Linked DNA regions of Mus musculus: region 1 is linked to region 2. The links are chromatin loops, found by intact Hi-C in ENCODE. Cell type or tissue: heart. All regions are shown on one strand.

Region 1 (8,000 bases), 2.0 Mb after region 2:
GAATTCATACAGGAGAGAAACCTTACAAATGCAGTGAATGTGACAAATGCTTTACTGAAAAAGGCAATTTGAGAAGGCATCAGAAAATTCATACAGGAGAGAAACCTTACAAATGTAGTGAATGTGACAAATGCTTTACCCAAAAATTCCAACTTAGTATTCATCAGAGAATTCATACAGGAGAGAAACCTTACAAGTGTAGTGAATGTGAAAAATGTTTTACTGACAAAGGCAGTCTGAGAAGGCATCAGAAAATTCATACAGGAGAGAAACTTTCAAATGTAGTGAAGGTGACAAATGTTTTAATCACAAATCCCATCTTAGTATTTATCAGAGAATTCATACAGGAGAGGAACCTTACAAATAGTTTGTATGTGACAAATACAATACTCACAATGTCAGTCTGAGAAATCATCAGTTATTTCATACAGTAGAGAATCTTTATAAATGAAGTGAATGAGACAATTCTTTACCAAGATACAGCATCTTAAAATTCACTAGAGAATACTTACAGAAGAGGAACTTTTCAAATATATCGAAGGTATGAATTCTTTATTTTTGCCTATTTCCTAGAATGTAACTGTGAATGCTAATAAGCTAGAAACTTAACGCATGTATTGTATGAAGAAATATCTTTGAATTCATTTTAGTCAGAGAAAACATCTAAGAACTTTTTAAGGGAAAGTATTTCTGTTGAGAAAAAGGTGGCATATGTTTTATTCATGGCATATTCTTGGCAATACTCAAGGCTCCACACTAGAGAATTAGTATAATTATGAGAATCTTTTGAAAATTTTCATGCAATGTTCAAATCTTAAATAATGTCGACTCTGACAATTTGAAAAAATGTAGCAAGCCTTTCTTTCTTTCTTTCTTTCTTTCTTTCTTTCTTTCTTTCTTTTTTTTGGGGGGGGGTTGGTTTTTAGAGACAGGGTTTCTCTGTATATCCATGGCCATCCTGTAGACCAGGCTGGCCTCGAACTCAGTAATCCGCCTGCCTCTCTCTCCCGAGTGCTTGGATTAAAGACATGTGCCACCACGCCCAGTTGTAGAAAGCTTTTCATGACACCTTTTTATTTGTTCACCCTCAAATGTGGCAAGATGAAGACAAGCTGGGAAGTCAGAAGATAGTATTGTGTAACACTTTCTTTAAGACAGAAATAATCCATTTCAAAAGGAAACTATTTAAGGTCTTTAATACAATCCTCAAAATATCTAATAAAACTGGTAACATTCTGTATATTTAATTAAAATGAACCAATTAAGATAAAAATATACTTAAAAGATTATCTGGCAAACTGAGCTACCCAGACAGCATATTCTTTATTCTATAAATATGCTTGCAGATGTGAAGTGTGCTTCGAGTATCCAGTAATCATAATTCTTCTCAAATACTTGTTTCACATTATAGGATAACAAGTGACTCCGAGTCTCTTGTGATCTGCTCAACAACTCCTTTCCTATTGTCCTGTAACTAACTCCAATAAAGCTGAAAGATTCTACAAGGTTGCTTTGGTTGTTTTCAACTTGCCCTTGGGATACTCAGATGAATATATGTTGCATCTTCCCAGGAAATGCCTCACATAAAACATATGCAGAAGTCATGAAATTTTTGCAAACCTGTATCATAAAGTTAATAGTAGTGATTTTCAACTGGTGGATAACAATCCCTTTGGGATGTAACGACCCTGTCACAGTTATTGCTTAAAAGTACAGGGAAACACATATTTCCAATTGTCTTAAAACTGCGAAATCATTCATTGAACTGCAGGGTAGTTTGCCCTGCTAAAAATAATTAGAATTCTATGTCAGTGTTTAGCATTAAAAAAGTTAGAAACACTGTTTTACATATGGTGATTTGTGTTAACTGAAATAGGTAAGATTCAGCTTAGTGCTCCAGGCAAGTATTACTAGGTGAAGATAAAAAGGCTCAAAACCGAAAATATGTAGAAGCTGTCAGAGCCTCAGCAAGAAGTCTACTACTCTCTCTTGAATTCAAGGAAGTATGAGAGAAAAACCTACAAAAATGAATGAAAATATGGCTTCATAGATTTCAAGGATAGCTATCCAGACTTTGCTGTGTCTCTGCATGGTTCTGAAGTCATTAATACCCATTTATTGAACAAAAGTCCTATAAGTCTCAGAAAAATGCTGACCGACCGTTGACACATATTACAAAACATTTTGGTGTCTGGTTCTCTTGTGCCTTAATACTCCACTCTACTGTAAGGAATGAAATAGATTTCCATTCTTTTCTTGTGTGTGGGTTTTTTTTTTTTTTTGAGAAAGGGTTTCTCTGTAGCCTGATATGAAGATAATACTACTAAGGTATTATCTTCATCTTAATTTCATGTATGAGTTTATTCATACAAATATGAATCTGTAAATCTTAGAGAAAAATCCTTTTTAGAGTAGATGAGGTGCATACTCATGCACAGTTTAGAAATCCAACCATCCTGGAAATACATTTGGAAGTACTGGAAAACGTAATATTACTCCAAGTTCAAGTATTATATTAGAATATTTATCTTAAATTCAGGAAGTTTCAGTAAATTAGGATCAAAGAAAAAAATTGAATGGTAGAATGAACAAATCCATATCACTCCATATATTTTCCTTGATTTAAAAAAAAAAAAAAAACAGGTTGTGGGGGTGCATGCCTTTAATCCCAGCACTTGGGAGGCAGAAGCAGGCAAATTTCTGAGTTGAAGGCCAGCCTGGTCTACAGTGTGAGTTCCAGTACAGCCAAGACTATACAGAGAAACCCTGCCTCAAAACAAACAAACAAACAAACAAAAAACAATAACAAACAAACAAACACAAAACCCACAAAAAACTAGAAAACAACAAAAAGAAAACACAAGGAAATGGTCCAACTACTGAAAGATAACATTTCATTGGTCTCAATATTGGAATTTGATGAAACAGGACCTCATTGGTAGAACCTAAGTACGAGAAGAAGCAATAGTGGCCCTTGATTTCAAATGATCATAGATATTTTCTGCCAATTGCTTCATCAGGGATGTTAAAACTCACACACCAGGCAAATGAAAATTAGGTAGCTTGAGGAGCTCTTAACAGTCTGGAAATTTGCAACCAGGTAGACAGTCTCTCTTGAGTCTCATTGCACATGATCAGTGGATTTAGGCCTCACTGCTTAATGACTGAAAGATCATGAATCAAATCAGAAGTTACTTTCAGGTTCATGGAAAATTTTCTAGAAATGCACAATGAAGAACATCTTACCTTGTACCCCTCACACAATGATTGTCTTCATTCTATAACCATTTATACACACACTTCTTGTCTATGGTACAGCAAGCATATGGTGATGGTTGACAAAATAGGTCCAAGTAGACTCACTGAATTATGTGGAAGACAGCATGTGTATATTGATAAAGATGCAAATACTTGGCTCAGGTAAATTAACCATATCATGTTTAAAAAACATGGAGGCTGAAGCTCACTGGATTTGGAACATTAACTATTTGTGGAAGAGCACTGTAAAATGCTTAATAAGCATATGAGCCTGATGGGCATTTCTAGATCTTCCAGTGGCTAGATTTTAAGGAACCCACTAGGTCTATGTCAGTACCTTCCAGGGAAAGGAAACTTCTCTTCAGGACAACTAATGGGACAGCCTGAGGATGGGAAACACATGGAGTAGGTAGAAAGAGTTATTCCTTGGTTGAAATTGATTTTGTTACAGGAGAACTCAGAAGAAGGACTGAGGGTCTGAAGGAAAAGAGTGGGATCAGCAGCCCATCCCTGTCAGTAGGAGTTTGGAGCTGCATGGTGTGGAACTAGGACTAGAGAACACTGCCTGGGGTCTACACAGCCATGTGAAAATTCCCTTCCTCTGCAGTTGTCCCCAAGTTAAGTCTTGTGGAAATTTTCAGTCACCAGAGCAGTGGCAGGAACTGCAAACCAGAAGACTTGGACACTCCAAGGTCACAGAAGCTGCTAGGCTAGTGGACAGACAGGCACTGGAGCATGATTGAAATCCCTTACTCGGCTGCTCATAAGAGCACTGATCCTCAAACTATTGTGCATTTCATAACTGTGTTGGTAAATTGCTGACCATGTAAGTGTGGCGTATCCTGATTTTTTTTTATTCATCTTATTGTTGCCTGGATTCTTACGTAATAATTTCTTAGAGGATGGGCTTGTTGGTTGCAAACATGGCTATATTTCTCTGGTGGCAGGTTCAAAGCTGATACAATTCACATCCATCCATGGTTTTTAACTCTGCTTTTTAATCACTGTGCTAGTCAGATTCTTTGCCATTGGAGATTATATATCCACTGGGAGCTTTTTAGATATTAGTCCCATACGAACCACTGGAGTTTTGATTGAATCTTAAACAATCTTAAACAATATTTTAGCAATTTGAGGGGCTGTGGGACTCTTTTATTCAGTACAGGAGGATGGGAAGCACGTGAAAGGGGAGTGATGCCATGGTGGGTGCCATGACAACAGATGCAGGAGCAGTCCTGTTGCCTAGAGATGAGGAGCCTCTTCACTGGGTTGAAAACCTGACTGTAAAGACAGATGCACCTGGTGCTAACAACATTGCTTATATTTGTAGTACTTCTCTTCAATACAAATTCTTTTTTGAGCCGGGCAGTGGTGACACATGCCTTTAATCCCAGCACTTGGAAGGCAGCTAAGTTGATTTTCACATTTCTCTTTTGTTAGCCTGTTTAGTAACTTCTCATAACAAAGACAATATTATATAGTCAGGAAGGTTCAACTTCTCCATGTCCAATGAGTTCTCTGGATGGCATGCTTGGTAATGGAGAACTGCTTTCAATTTCTACAGAACAAAGAGTTATCTTAGCAAGCGTCTAGATTGCTTGTGGATCCAAGGGACCCACTTAGCCAAAAACTCAAATAAAACCCAGGTAGTGTACTAGAAAGCTCATTTGAAGGAAATACCAGGTCAGTTGGGACTTATTCACCCCCATTTGTACGTTACTGAATTTCGATTGTCTTTATAGCATTTAAGAAGTATGTACCACTGTAGGTTTCCATATCATCACTCAAATGTCCCTCTCAATTCCAACTGTCTCTCAGCATTTTCTCCTTCAACCTTAACTTCCCTACCACTCTCTACCTCATTTTCCCAGTCACATTCCCATCTGTCTCCAGTTCATCCATGGAATCTATTTTATTTACTTCCACCAGGGAATCTGGGTGCCACTGTGTGCTCTGAAGTCAACTCTTCTATACTTAATATCTCTGAATACAATGGGCCTATGAATATCAAGTTCATTATTTTAGCATTGGCTAATATCCACACATAAGTGAATATATTCCATATTTCTCCACCTGTGTCTGGTTTACCTTAGTAGATAATTTTTTCTAGGTACATCTATTTGCCTGAACATTTTAATGTGAATATCTATCTATCTATCTATCTATCTATCTATCTATCTATCTATCTATCTATCATCAAAATAATGAACAACTACTATAAATTAGCGGTTGTCTCTCTAAAAACAGAGAAGTCAGAACTGAGTTCCACATCTAGAGTAAGTGGCCTCAGTTGCTGTGGGAATGCTAGAACTACTGCAGGGCTTTCCTTGTGTCTCAGATTCTTCACTCCCTCCAGGTATCCAATGGTACCTATGGAAGGGGAAAGGAAATTGTTAAACTCCCTAACCACAGAAAGGTCACACAGAAAGGTCACAGTAGCTACCACTACTGATGTTAGCTGCTGTACATCACAGCCTCTAATACTAGCAACAGTATCAAGACCAGTTCTCAAACACCTGTCCCCATTGATCCTTCCTATCCTGACTGGCTAGCATACAGCCTGTGCTCCACTGAAATTATATGGATAGGAAACAGGAATCCATTCCTCATTAAACTGAGCTTTCTAAAGCAGTCACACACCTTCTTAGGAAGTGTCTTGTGATGGTGCTGGAGGATCTTGGCTTTCATGTTCTGCACAGGAAGCTGACATAGGTTATTTTTCCTGGGCTGCCAGGATCTTATGGATTCCTTTCTATGGGTGCCCTGAAGATGAGTAGTTTGTGTTCCACCACCAGAGAATTAATCCTCTCCCTTCCTGCTTCCAACCTGTCTATCTGAACCATGCTCTGCCTCACCCCATTTCACAACTAATTCTTGTTCATTGCAAGATTACACTTCTGTTTGTCCAGATGTCCTGACACAAAATTATCCACTTTCTGCCCCGGCTTCTCGTGAACTGGCTTGGTATATTGACCAGACAGTTTTGGCAAAACTTTTCAAATAGGCCATAGATCTTCAGGTGTTCTACTGTGAGAGCAATGAGCTGTCTTCCAGAGTCAGTAGAACTGTGATTGACTGAAAGGAATACCCCATTCAATTATCCAAAATATTCAAAGAAATGTGTTTTTCTAGCAACATTAATAACACAGCAACATTTACACATAGGTAAATAAAATGTAAACATATACATTTCTTAGTTTTTAATCAGTGAAGAGGATGGACATTTTGAATTACAGTTGTTGCTGTACCACAGTGACTTCAGTTACATCCTCAGCTGCAAAGGATGTGGATGGTGAAAAGCATCTCCCACCTGTGTCTGAAAGTGTCCTGTGACTATGGAAGCTACAATGATGATACTTTCCTCCTCCTCCTCCTCCTCCTCCTCCTCCTCCTCCTCCTCCTCCTCCTGCTGCTGCTGCTGCTGCTGCTGCTGCTGCTGCTGCTGCTCTTCCTCCTCCACCTCCTTCTGCTGCTGCTGCCTCCTCCTCCTCCATTTTTTTTCGTTTGTTTTTTTTTTGTTTTTTTTTTTTGTTTTTGTTTTTGTTTTCTTTTTGAGACAGGGTTTCTCTGTGTAGCCTTGGCAATCCTGGAACTCACTCTGTAGACCAGGTTGGCCTTGAACTCAGAAATTCCCCTGCCTCTGCCTCCCAAGTGTTGGGATTACAGGCGTGGGCCACCACTCCCAGTGATGATACTTTCTTGTGTATTAGTGTGTGAAGTGTCCAGAGGCCTGGTACACCATCACAGAGCATAGATTACTAAAGCGTCCATACACCTGTGACATCTCTGGCCTAGGGAGACCATTTGAGAATGGCCATTACCTGTGAAATCTGTTTCCCTGCCTTCAGAGGTCTGATTCTTGGGATTTTTGTGAATCACCCAGCACCTTCCATTTGGAAAACCAGTAACCACACTCTCACCTACATTCTGTGCATTTCCCTCATCTTCTCTTTCTTTGGCTCCATGATATTCACAGGCCATTCACACTCAGTCAGTTTTATAGCGAAGCAAACCATGTTTGTAGGTGCATAGACTAGGATATTTTTTCCCAAACTTTTGGCCAAATTGATCATGGTTCTCAATTTCAGAGTGTTCTTTTACTGAAATTTATTCACACTATGAACATCATCATTAATATTTCATGTGTAGGCATTAGTACTTGTATCTCACAAATTCTATTTTCAAATTTCTGGTCTTTTCTCATTTTTCTGTGAAACATTTTCCTGGCTGCTGATAAAGTATATCCTCTATGGATCATTAAAAATGAAAAACATCAAAAAGCTAAAAATTCAAAGGAGAAGAAAGTTTGTGCTCAAAACTGAGTTCATTTGTCACAGTGAAAGACTATGATTGATGTTTACTGGTTAAGTGATACAAGCATGGCGGTCTCTGCAAACCCTAGGTCTGGTAGAATAACAATCCATGAGACCAAAAGAAATCTATGTTCAATACCACTCTATAAGTATTTCAGCACTAGTTGTGGGTGTGTTGTGAGTTATTGTCAATGAAATTCTTGCAGCACTCAGGGATAAATCCATCCCAGTGAATATGTGAATAGCTCTGAAGTAAAAGGTCTCCTGGCAGTCAGAAGTCATGATATACCACAATGCCCCATGGAACATTTAACCACACACAGAGGTTTAATGGGATAACACTGGAGGGAGGCTGCCTCTGCTCAGGTGAGAAGCAGAAGAGAAATAAGTGAGAGGCAGGCTTCTCAAAGGGTTTTATTTGGGGGGGGG
Region 2 (8,000 bases):
AGATTTTTTTTCTGCTTATATTTTTATTTCATACTTTAAACTTTACTTTATCCTAATTTTGATGTATAGGTTTTCACTGAATATTAAGTTGTGATTTTAATCTCCTTGAGGACAAGTTGTTCTTCATGTACATACAAATTCTCTGCAGAGTCCTGTAAATATATAAACAGATCTTCTCCCAGAAAAACATCAGTCATTTTTATTATCCTGTTAATAGGTCTTTATTTTATTAGGGGCTAGAAAAGTTTAAAAAATTGACTTATTTATTGTTATATAAAGTATTATAAGGAGATCAATAATTATAATTTTACTTTTTTAAAAAGATTTATTTATTTATTATATGTAAGTACACTGTAGCTGTCTTCAGACACTCCAGAAGAGGGCATCAGATCTTGTTACAGATGGTTGTGAGCCACTATGTGGTTGCTGGGATTTGAACTCCAGACCTTCGGAAGAGCAGTCGGGTGCTCTTACCCACTGAGCCATCTCACCAGCCCTACTTTGTAATTTAGATGTCTATATCTTTTAAGGTTTGATGAGCTCATTCTACAATAGCCTGTCCCTGTGAATTATAGGAGATGTCAGTGGAATATGAGAAACTAAGAGTCAAACACCAATTTTAATACGCCTTTTAAGTTTAATATGCCTTTTAAGTATTTTCTGATTTTGAGGCCTTGGCATTATAAACTAATAAAACAAATACTGTATCATATCTTTGAAGGTTTCCCCAGGTTAGGCAAAGGTATAAATAACAATGAGAATTCAGCATATATACATACAGGAATAAAAGCAAACTTTCCCAAAGACAGGACATGTGTAACATTTGTCTGTTTTAAATCCCAGGGATATAGGCTCATCAGGGGTTAAATACCCAAGCTGAGCTAACAGATTTGCAGGAATGCAGGAGCAGTTTTCTGAGTGCAGTGGTGATTTGTAATGTAAGATCTTGCTATGTTATCTTCATAGGAAAAGCAACAAGCTTTTGTTAAGAAATTAAACTAAGCCAGGCATGGTGGCGCACGCCTTTAATCCCAGCACTAGGGAGGCAGAGGCAGGTGGATTTCTGAGTTTGAGGCCAGCCTCGTCTACAGAGTGAGTTCCAGGACAGCCAGGGCTATACAGAGAAACCCTGTCTTGAAACCCCCCCCCCCAAAAAAAAGAAATTAAACTAATCCTTACCTTCATATATCTGATCAGGAAGCACAGAATGACCTTGCACATGTCCAGTAGAGAAAAGATAATTTCTAATCTGAAGTAAGACTTGTAATTCTGAAAGTTGGGGTTCTGAAAATTGTAAAATATCTGTTCCACAGGTTTTAAAAGGGGGCTTGTCCTTCATATTTAAAAGACAATGTATCTCAGATGCCTAGTGTTCAGGAAGTTGTATTGGGAGAGTATTTGAGGTACCTCCTTAAGCTGCAGCTGCTGTGCCTTACTCCCAGAACATTCAGCAGCTTTCACCTTCAAGGTCAGTGGAGCTGTTGGGATGGGAAATGGGCAGGAGCAGAGCAGGGGTGTGGAGCAGGGGTGCAGTTTCTCCTGCCACACTCACAATTCTGTTGTGGGTATCTTACCATTTTTAGGAAGTTTGAGATTCTATGAACCTGGGGGTTTTGGTGATGCTTGAATTAATTGTATACTTGCCAGAATATTTTTCTAAATAACCTCTTCGATCCTTGGCAGCCTCTGTAGTTTGTACACAGGAGTTCTCTTTGATAAAGCCTCAATAAAGCTCCTTGAACTCAAATTCTCCCATGTTTCTTAACTCCCCTGTTTCTCTGTTTGCTACTTCATTTCCCTTTTAACAGGGGACTGAATAGACATTCCAAAAGAGCTTTGTAGATATTAGTTATATGAGGGACCATTGCAGATTTCACCGAATTAGAAAATGTAGGTTATAAAGCACCATCAAATGGCTGTAAATATTAACATTTACTGAGTAAAGTTACAATCTCCATTAATTTTACACTGAGGTATATGCAGGTTTTGATGTAAATACAGCATTCAAAATGTGTCTTCATAGGATTAAGTATTAATGTTACACCTTAGGTTTGAATGAAAAACAAAGACAAGATTGCTGCAAAGTATGGCTGAAGAGAAGATATATTGTTGGTTCTGTTAAACCAGAGAATCGCCAGAGAAAAATGAATTCCACCATGTGGGTAAGCTTTATTAGATATTACATCCTGACTAAGAGATGGACTTGGGTCACATGCTACAGGGGGTTGTATAGGCTATGAGGATTTATCATTTTCCTAAGACTTGCAACCTGCAGCATTCCAAGAAGTTACCTGTTTCTTGGGCTGGTGGTGCTTAGAGGTTATAATATATGCCAGAGGACCAGGCACAAACCTATACAGGCCCTGTGTTTATTGCTTTTTTCTCTGTAAATTCACATGAACCTGGTTCATTTGATTCAGATAGCCTTTTCTCCTTGGGTCCTCTAACACATCTGGCTATTTCATTCTTTCTCACATGCAGTTGCCTGACCTATTTTGGGGTAGGTTTGATTTAAAGGTCTGTGACAAGGACTCTTGTCTTTACTTAACATCTGTGGGTAGGTTTCTGCATCTCTTCCTGTCTGATGCAGGAGGAAGCTTCTTGGATGGTGACAGAATAAGACACTGGTCTTGAGTATAACAGAATATCATTGGGGATCACATCGTTGATATTTTTCCTTGAGTGGTAGTGTTTGTTTTTCCCCTGGGTGTTTATTTTATCTACTGTGTGGTTCCTAGCTACTCATGCAGAATTGGTTATGAGTTTCAGCTTACAGAGTAGGATTTACGTCAAAAGAGACATTGGTTAGCTTTTCTTACATGGTTTGTGCCATCATTCCCCTAGCATATCTGGCAGGTAGACAAGATTTTAGCCAAAGGTTTTGAGGCTAGGTTGCTTTTCACATTTCTCTTTTGTTAGCCTGTTTAGCAACTTCACATACCAAAGAAAATATTATATAGGCAGGAAGGTTCACCTTCTCTGTGTCCAGTGAGTTCTCTGAATGATATGCTTGGTAATAGAGAACTGCTCTCAATTTTAACAGAGCAAAGAGTTATCTTAGCAACTGCCTAGGTTGCTTAGGGATCTAAGGGACCCACTTAGCCAACAACTCAATTGAATAAAACTCAGGTAGTGTACTAGAAAGCTCATTTGAAGCAAATACCATGTCAGTTGGGACTGCTTCACCCCCATTAGTAGGTCACTGAATATTGATTGTCTTTATAGCATTTAGGAAGTATATACCACTATAGGCTTCCATATCATCACTCAAATACCCCTCTAATTTCCAACTGTCTCTCAGCATTTTCTTCTTCAACCTTAACTTCCCTCCTACTTTCTACCTCATTTTCCCATTCACATCTCCATCTGCCTCCAGTCGATCCATGAAATCTATTTTATTTACCTGCACCAGGGAATCTGTGTGCCACTGTGTGCCACTGTGTGCTCTGAAGTCAACTCTTCTATACTTAATATCTCTAAATACAATGGGCTTATCCAGTTCATTATTTTAGCATTGGCTAATATCCACACATAAGTGAATATATTCCATATTTCTCCACCTGTGTCTGGCTTACCTTCATAGATAATTTTTTTCTAGGTACATCTATTTGTCTGAACATTTTAATATGGATGAATATCTATCTATCTATCTATCTATCTATCTATCTATTTATCTATCTATCTTTCATCAAAGTAATGAACAGCTGATATAAATTATCAGCTGTCTCTCTAAAAACAGAGAAGTCAGAACTGAGTTCCACATCTAGAGTAAGTTGCCTCAGTTGCTGTGGGAATGCTAGAACAACAGCTGCAGGGCTTTCCCCGTGTCTCAGATTCTTCACTCCCTCCAGGTATCCAATGGTACCTATGAAAGGGGAAAGGAAATTGTTAAACTCCGTAACCACACAAATGTCACAACAACCTTATCACTACTGATGTTAGCTACTGTACATCACAGTCTCTAATACTAGCAACAGTATCAAGACCAGATCTCAAACACCTGTTCCCATTGATCCTTCCTGTCCTGACTGGCTAGCATACGGCCTGTGCTCCACTGAAATTATATCGATAGGAAACAGGAATCCATTCTTCATTAAACTGAGCTTTCAAAAGCAGTCACACACCTTCTTAGCAAGTGTCTTGTGATGGTGCTGGAGGATCCTGGCTTTCATGTTCTGCACAGGAAGCTGACATAGATTATTTTTCCTGGGCTGCCAGGATCTTATGGATTCTTTTCTATGGGTGCTCTGAATTAGTTTGTGGTCCACCACCCAACAATTAATCCTCCCTCTTCCTGCTTTCAACCTGTCTATCTGAACCATGCTCTGCCTCACCCCATTTCACAACTAATTTTTGTTTATTGCAAGATTACACTTCTGTATGTCCAGATGTCCTGACACAAAAATGTCCACTTTCTGCCCCAGGTTCTCGTGAGCTGGCTTGGTATATTGACCAGACAGTTTTGGCAAATCTTTTCAAACAGGCCATAGATCTTCAGGTGTTCTACTTTGACAGCAATGAGCTATTCGTCTTCCAGAGTCAGTAGAACTGTGATTGACTGGAAGGCATACCCCATTCAATTATCCAAAATATTCAAAGAAATGTGTTTTTCTAGCAACATTAATAACATAGCAACATTTACACATAGGTAAATAAAATTTATACATATACGTCTTTAGTTTTTAATCAGTGAAGAGGATGGACATTTTGAATTAGAATTGTTGCTGTACCACAGTGACTTCAGTTACACCCTCAGCTGCAAAGGATGTGGATGTTGAAAAGCATCTCCCACCTGTGTCTGAAAGGGTCCTGTGACTGTGGAAGCTACAATGATGATACTTTTCTCCTCCTCCTCCTCCTGCTGCTGCTGCTGCTCTTCCTCCTCCTCCTTCTTTTTTTCTGTTTTGTTTTTGGTTTTTTTGTTGTTGTTTGTTTTTTTGAGATAGGGTTTCTCTATGTAGCCTTGGCAATCCTGGAACTCACTCTGTAGACCAGGTTGACCTTGAACTCAGAAATTCACCTGCCTCTGCCTCCCAAGTGTTGGGATTACAGGCATGGGCCACCACTCCCTGTGATGATACTTTCTTTTCTCTATGGCATGTATATTAGTGTGTGAAGTGTTCAGAGGCCTGGTACACCATCACAGAGCATAGATTACTACTGAGTCGATACACCTGTGACATCTCTGGCCTATGGAGACCATTTGAGAATGGCTATTACCTGTGAAATCTATGTTTCCCTGCCTTCAGAGGTCTGATTCTTGGGATTTTTGTGAATCACCCAGCACCTTCCATTTGGAAAACCAGTAACCACACTCTCACCTACATTCTGTGCATTTCACTCATCTTCTCTTTCTTTGGCTCCATGATATTCACAGGCCATTCACACTCAGTCAGTTTTATAGTGAAGCAAACCATGTTCGTAGGTGCATAGACTAGGATATTTTTTCCCAAACTTTTGGCCAAATTGACCGTGGTTCTCAATTTCAGAGTGTTCTTTTACTGAAATTTATTCACACCATGAACATCATCATTAATATTTCATGTGTAGGCATTAGTACTTGTATCTCACAAATTCTATTCTCAAATTTCTGGTCTTTTCTGCATTTTTCTGTGAAACATTTTGCTGGCTGCTGATAAAGTATATTCTCTATGGGTCATTATAAATGAAAAACATCAAAAAGCTAAAATTTCAAAGGGGAAGAAATTTTGTGCTCAAAACTGAGTTTATTAGTCAGAATGAAAGACTATGATTGATGTTTACTGGTTAAGTGATACAAGCATGGCGGTCTCTGCAAACCCTAGGTCTGGTAGAATAACAATCCATGAGACCAAAAGAAATCTAGTTCAATACCACTCTATAAGTATTTCAGCACTGTTTGTGGATGTGTTGTGGGTTATTGCCGATGAAATTCTTGCAGCACTCAGGGAAAATCTATCCCAGTGAATATACGAACAGCTCTGAAGTAAAAGGTCTTCTGGCAGTCAGAAGTCATGATATACCACAATGCCCCATGGAACATTTAACCACACACAGAGATTTAATGGGATAACACTGGAGGGAGACTGCCTCTGCTCAGGTGAGAAGCAGAAGAGAAATGAGTGGGAGGCAGGCTTTTCAAAGGGTTTTATTTTGGGGGGGGAATGGGGAGGAAAGGATTTTCAGGATTGGAAATATATCTGGTTGAATATTGCTAGGGTTTTATGTTCTGAGTTTGAGTAAAATAAGGAGTTTCTGAATTATTAAAACTGGGATGTAAACTATAAGTTTTCCCTGTAGACTCAGTGGCCAATGCTGACTGAAGCTTCAAGATTCTGATCTCAGGATGGTTTATTTTAGGAACAAGTAAGCACAGTATAATTTCGAAATGAAATTTCTTGGTAATAATTGTCTCAATCATCTGTGCACAGTGAAGATGAAGGTGTGGCTACCTCAAAAGTCTTTTGCAAAGTACAGGTGTTTCTTTCTTAAAGTTGGATTCTAAAAATAAGGGCCTAGAGGAGGAATAAGGCATACAGTGTAGAGGACACCAAGCTGTAAGGTACATGTCCTATGTCCCCCAATGATGGTTTGTACTCATGGAGAAACAATGACCTAGGATGATTATCTGGGATAATTTAATAGTCTGGGACTTTCAGGTGTGGTCTGGCACTACATCTACCACAGGTCATCAACCTGCTTACTATATCCATTCCTTCACTTCTGGTTTAAAAAAAAAAAAAGTGTACTTTTTCTTGCACTGCTGAGAAAACCCTGTGGTTTTACATTCCTGGTTACCCTAGAGCTTATTTTTGACCACAATTTCCTTTTGCCCTTTACCGAAAAAATATATTTTATGGTTGTTTCTAGTTCTTAGGATGTTAATATTGTGTTAGTGTAAATGGAAAGACAATCAAAAGATGTTTTCTAGAATATAAATTATGTTGTTGAGATATACAGAGTGTGATTACATTGTTTGACTTCATAGACATAAAACATGCAAGTGCTGCTGACATAATCCCAGCAATGAGAACACTGTGGCAGGTGTATTCCTCTACATTTTAGGTCAGACTAGTATACATCAAAGTGACATTCCAACCTTTGGGTCACAATTTCCTCTTCTGGCCTGCATGGATTCTCCACGGGTATTGAGGTTCTCAAGATTTTAATCTAACTTTTGTGTTCAGTCAGGTCCTGGAAGAAGATTACTGAACCGGCTTGTGTAATTACCTGTTCTGTCGTCAGCCATTCTCAGAACAGGGTGCTTCAGGGACCACCTATTTTTCTTTCTTGGCTCCAACTTGGTCTAGGGGGTCAAACTTAAATTTTCTACCTTACACATGGAGACAAAAGGCAGATAGAAAGGGAGAGATGCATGAGGCAGCCTTCAGGAAGTTAAAGATTTAAACTAACTGAACAGACACACAAAGGATAGAAGGCACAAGGGAACATGAAGTAGAGAATTCAACTTTGGACTCACACTTAGTTAAATGCTCTGAGGGAAAGGCTTTCATTTCTTTCCTTAACTCAACTCAGATGCATTATGAATCACCAGTATGTTTATTTAATCTATTCACATTAAAGTATGTTTATTTAATCATATTCACATATGAAGAATCAATTAACTTGTGACATATTTTTTGGCATAAGTACAATATGGGAAAAACTAAAAGTCACCACAATGGTAAACAAGTAGCCCTGCCATTTGAAAGGTGTCCATGAGCACAGAACCCTGTTCTTTAAAGCCAGACCCCCAGGTCTGGGCTTGTGCTTCTGAGCTCTCACTTCCATGCTTAGCTAGAATCCATTTTAACCTCTCACAGTCATCACAACCCTGGAGGTTACATGAGAATCCTGGAACTCATTATAATCATAAAAAGAGTTGACTTCCTAGCAATAGTCTAATGAGACCTGGGTAAACCTCGAGTCTTCTTTCCCCAGCTTATGCTGATATGCATGGGTGTACATAGAGTATTACAGTGAACAATCAGGAAACTATTTATGAACAAACAGTGTAGTAT

What was found. A loop is a pair of places that touch in the nucleus more often than their neighbours do. Peaks named below come from ENCODE experiments on the same cell type or tissue, not always from the same donor. Only the 100,000 strongest peaks of a DNase experiment are listed, where the experiment ranks them.
Region 1: it touches region 2 in a loop (28-fold over the local background); 29 of 42 quality-filtered maps call a loop at or near these places.

Annotation. Positions count from the first base shown.
Region 1 is chr4:147,514,563-147,522,562 of GRCm38, forward strand. Zfp982 (zinc finger protein 982) reads left to right here. Exons shown (of 5, transcript NM_001371348.1): 5 at 1-1,502. It also overlaps the pseudogene Vmn2r-ps20. Among named protein-coding and RNA genes, the nearest start is that of Zfp985, 35 kb to the right of the region's middle. In heart, no CTCF peak of the experiment used is centred here; a DNase peak (open chromatin) is centred at 4,619.
Region 2 is chr4:145,555,397-145,563,396 of GRCm38, forward strand. It overlaps the pseudogene Gm21978. Among named protein-coding and RNA genes, the nearest start is that of Gm13212, 26 kb to the right of the region's middle. In heart, no CTCF peak of the experiment used is centred here; no DNase peak of the experiment used is centred here.